Regions from separate parts of the Homo sapiens genome. Here region 2 is linked to region 1. Evidence: read pairs that join two places in POLR2A ChIA-PET (ENCODE). Cell type or tissue: B cell. All regions are shown on one strand.

Region 1 (2,500 bases):
AAAAAAAAAAAAAAAAAAAAGAAAACAGAGGGTGACAGCCCATCCAACAATTCTATCAACTGAAAAAAAAAAAAAAAGAAAAGGAAAAAAAAAGGGTTTTTCTAACCTATCCAAAAACTAACAAAAAAAAAGGGTTCAATATTCAATCCTGCCAGGTACGGTGGCTCACGCCTGTAATCCCAGGACTTTGGGAGGCCAAGGTGGGCGGATCACCTGAGGCCAGGAGTTTGAGACCAGCCTGATCAACATGGCAAAACCCCGTCTCTACTAAAAATACAAAAATTAGCTGGGCATGGTGGTGGGCACCTGTAATCCCAACTACTCGGGAGGCTGAGGTAGGAGAATCACTTGAACCCAGGAGGCAGAGGTTGCAGTGAGCCGAGATCATGCCATTGCACTCCAGCCTGGGCAACAGAGTGAGAGTCCATCTCAAAAAAGAAAAAAGAAAAAAAATCAATCCTAAGATGAAACAATCAAGTCAACATTACTTTGCATTTGTAAATGATATAACAGTTGGGCTTTTGTTGTTTCGAAAATAATGATTTTTCTTTTTTTTTTTTTTTTAATGCTGATATGGTAACAGTTTTGGTTCAAATTCCTTAGTTAGGGACTAAGGAATTCAAGCAGAAGTTTGGCAATCATATTATCAGTGCTACTGATAAAGTAGGCTGTGAGTAGAGCTGAGAAATACAGTATGAGATAACTGCTAAGGCATCTTAAAATCCCAAACATTCTTTATTCCGAAACTGATTATATCTAAAGGATGCTAAGCTTCTCAAAGAGAAGGTTGAGGTGAAACATGAAATCGCAACAGCACGAACAGTTAAAACCTACAGAGGACTGTAGAGATGATCTAGTCAAGTGTTTTGCCAGGCACACTGCATTGTCTTGTGTGTGAGCCCTCCTTCCTGGCAGGAACTCAGCTCCTTTATCCCTTGCTTCCCGCAATACTCTGCGTCACTGCTGGGGATATATCAGCTTGCAATTTACCTTTGGGTTATGAATCATTAATCTACTTACTCCAGTGACTTCATTTTACAAGAATAAAACAACCAAGGGTCAGATGGCAAGACTAAGCAGTGATAGGATGAGCAATTAAGAAATGGGCTCTTCAGAAGGATTTACCTGGTGGCTAGCCGGAACAGGTCATCTACAGTGTCAGGGTGATTCTGGAGACCATTCTGCTGTTCTAGGAGCTGAAAGGTGGGGATGCACAGTGCCTAAAACAAAACAGTGATTTTAAAAGAAATGCTTTTTCAGAAATGCCACAGCATTCAGACTTGCCAAATATTTATTACAATAAGTACAAAAGGAACAAAGAAGAAAAGCACAGCTGGGAAAAGAAAAAGATTGTAATGAGAATCTGATCAGGAAAAGAAACACATAAATCCTTCCCAGTTGACATAAACAGTTTTCACCTATGAAGTCCACATTTAAGAAAGGGTTGAGAAAACAGATTTTAGCTGATAAAACTCAACAGATGTCATCTCAAAGTTTTAGAAATTTCTGAAAGCAAAGATTCTATTTAGGTATAGTCCACTAAGGGAGTGGAAGTTTTTATAATAATTATGAAATATCAATTTTAAATGAAAAGACATCTTGGGAAAAGAAACAACATTCTTCAACTCAATATTCCCCTCTGTGGCTGGAAGGGAGGGAAAAGCAGTATCTGAGGAGCTGTTTCCAATGCTATTATTAATTCTAAAACCCTCCCTGCTGCTAAGTAAACTAGTCAGTTGGCTGTTCCAGGCAAGAAGTTAAAAATACAATAATGCTTGAGCTTAGAGATTCATTTTTCTCACCTCCTCCCCCCTCCAAACACCCTATCTCTGGAAGAGCATAAACCAGGCAGTAACATGTAATAATCATTACACTCATGTGGTCAGTCTCTCATTCTCTCAAACAGGCCTGTTCAGAGAACAACTGGGAAGCTTCCACCTCCCTGTTATTAGGAAATCAACATGCCTGGGGGAAAACATAAAGAAGCAACAGAATTAAAGACATGGTAAAGAATACGCTGCTAGGCCTTCAGACCCTCTAGGCCTGATGCGTCTACACTCCTCATGGAAAAGATACCTGGAGCATGTCTAGCAGTCCCTGCCGACAGCCTTCTTCCATGCCATATTCATCCACAAGGATACTGCCAAGGTACAGGAAGCAGGAATGCTGATGTACGTGGTACACATTCACCATCTGTTGAGGGAAAAAACAATTAGTTCAATGCTTCGTCCTTCAAAAAGTACCAACTTACGAAGCTGTCTCCAGGAAGAAATTCAGAGATAGATTGGCTTCTTCTCTTTAAGGCAACATAGTATAAAGCTTCTTAGCACTATTTTGTGAAACACAGGGCTCAATATCTCAATGATTTTCAGGTTCTCTATTCTTCCAACCCTTTGACCTTTCATCTTCCCAAGACAATGCTGTATAAGAGTTAAAGCTAGAAGCTATCAGGGAACTCATGGATTATTTGCAAAACCCCAGCACAGAATATTTCATCCAG
Region 2 (2,500 bases), 68 kb after region 1:
AAGGAAAAGGGATTCTTTATAAGGAGAGAATAAAGCACTTACACTTCATAGGACTTTCTAGCCACAGATGCCAGGTGCTACCCACTGAAATCCAGGCTTGGACTAAGCTCCACATTTCTGAAAGGACCATCTCAACTGAAGCCTGGGGCTCAGAGTCAGCAGGAGGAAGCTGCAGCTCCCACTAGCAGCACATTTCAAAGAGGCTGCAACAAGAGAACATTTTCCATTTAAGCATCTAATTCCAATCTTCCATTTCACAAAGCAGTAGCAGAACAGGCCTTTATATCAGTCTTTTCAAAAGATATTTCCATGACTATGTGATGAATATGAGGCAGGCTATGGCCCAGCAATCCTTTCACTAACATGCTCTAAGCCCTTCATTATACTTCACAGCAGATCCTAAAGTACTTGCTCCCTTTTTTGTTTAATGGTGCACTGTTGCTCCAAGACTCACTTCTATACTAACATTTCTAAAACTGCCAAATCAACCAAAATCACTGAGCAGGCCCTCAACAATGCAAGCACACACCCAGACAGGCGCCTAAGGACTCATTAGCTGCCAAGAATTAGAAGCAGATTACAGCTGCTAGTTAATCCTACACAAAAACTCCTCAAATTAAGCAGAATTACCTAAAATACTTCACTGAGTACCAAAGAGCTCTGGCAAATAGAAAATAAAGTTCTGGAAATACAGATAATTCAATAACACTTGAAAAGTAACATAAGTGTCAGGTTGCTGCATTTTTTAAGCATTTCGATGAGTGAACGATATTATTTACTAAATGAAGATTTTCAAAGATTTATAGTATATTGGGGAAAGTTCTGGGAAGGAAGACTACATCAGAACACAGAGTAAAAAGAACTCTTAAAAAGAAAACTACAAATCGGTCAAACAAAACAATATTTTAGATATATGCCCTGCAACCATGTGGTATAGAGCTAGAAAAGTCAGAATTTCCCATATCAAGAAAAAATCATTTTCATGAGACGGGTAAAGAAAGAACAAGTCTAATTTACCTCAAACAGAAAAAGTAATTTTTTAAGTCATCAACTACCTTAACTTCTTTTATCTAATCCTTTATGAGAATTTTACAAAACGAGATAAATTGCTAGATTTGTTACAACAAATTACTTCTTGATAATTTTCTCGGACAGTGGGAAGAAAAATGGTTTGAAAGGATACTAATTAAGAAAAAAATAAACTGAGGGGCACATAAGATAACCATCACTACCTAAAAATATTTTTCAATATAACTTCTTTTGCAAGATGGCCTGAAACACAGAAACCAAGATGAAATCAAACTTAGCTAATATCTTCACCAAAGCAGTGATAAAACAACTCCCATCCTCCAAAAAAAAAAAAAAAAATTGTAAAAGAAAAGTAATCATAAATCTCCTAGCAAGCTCCCAGATTCACAAAATACACTTGGGTATACATAAATACATTTTCTAGAAGCAAAAAAGTTCCCTTATAGAGGTAAGTTCAGTCAACTTACATTTTCACAGCCATCTCCATAAGAGCTAAATATATAATCAAAAGGAAAACAAGTATTTTCCTTAGGAGGAAAGATATTCGTAGCTAAAAACAATTACTTAAAAGGAAGGGTCAGGTGCAATGACACACACCTGTCATCTCAGCACCTTGGGAGGCCAAGGTGGGAGGATCACCTGAGACCAGAAATTCTACACCAACCTGGGCAACATAGCAAGACCCAGTCTTTACAGGAAAAAAAAAAAAATTAGCAGGATGTGATGGTGCGCACCTTTGGTCTCAGCTTCAGGGGGTGGGGGTAGGGGACTGAGGTGGGAAGATCACTGAAGCCCTAGTTACAGTGAGCTGTGATCCTGCCACTGCACTCCAGACTGCGTGACAGAGTGAAACCCTATCTCTAAAATAAACTGAAATTGAATCAAAATAAAAGAAAGGAATCAATAAGGCCAATGACAGCACTGCACAGTGGGGTCTTCCCGGATTCTTTGAAATCCCAGAAGTTCTGAGACAAGCATTTTTAAATAATCCTATATCATAATGACCTCTGACAAATGAATTTTGGCTGAACTACATAGTTGTTGGTCACACATAAGATGGTACTAAGATATCTTGCCCCAATTTTTTCATGACAAGAATCCCTATCCAAAATAATAATCCTCAATTACCTATGAATGTTGGTATTAATCTCAAGAATGGCCCTGAAAAAGACAAATAAATTTAGATCCATAAAGCCAACTTCAGTTGGGAATGACCAAGTCAAGCATTACTCGATAATCTTTTCACTGTGGGCCTTATTTATACTAGGCAGTCTTGCTTTAAAAATAGAAAATGCCAAGCTTGAAACCATTTCATTTGAAACAAATGGTTAGCCCATGCAAAGGCTTCCTGAAAGCCAAAATACAGAAAATTTATCTTCTTTCAACACTGGTCTCTATTTCTGCCTACCTGCTCAGTTTTATAACCCATATAAACCAGATGAGAATTCTATTGTACATACAAAGCATATGT

What was found. ChIA-PET counts read pairs that join two places held together with the same protein. Peaks named below come from ENCODE experiments on the same cell type or tissue, not always from the same donor. Only the 100,000 strongest peaks of a DNase experiment are listed, where the experiment ranks them.
Region 2: POLR2A ChIA-PET joins it to region 1 with 5 read pairs; 6 of 35 experiments call an interaction of 5 or more read pairs at or near these places.

Annotation. Positions count from the first base shown.
Region 1 is chr7:128,973,743-128,976,242 of GRCh38, forward strand. It overlaps TNPO3 (transportin 3), which reads right to left. Exons shown (of 23, transcript NM_012470.4): 17 at 2,077-2,193; 18 at 1,126-1,220. Among named protein-coding and RNA genes, the nearest start is that of IRF5, 37 kb to the left of the region's middle. In B cell, no CTCF peak of the experiment used is centred here; no DNase peak of the experiment used is centred here.
Region 2 is chr7:129,041,515-129,044,014 of GRCh38, forward strand. All of the region lies in intron 1 of TNPO3 (transportin 3), which reads right to left. Among named protein-coding and RNA genes, the nearest start is that of TNPO3, 12 kb to the right of the region's middle. In B cell, no CTCF peak of the experiment used is centred here; no DNase peak of the experiment used is centred here; H3K27ac peaks cover 720 bases.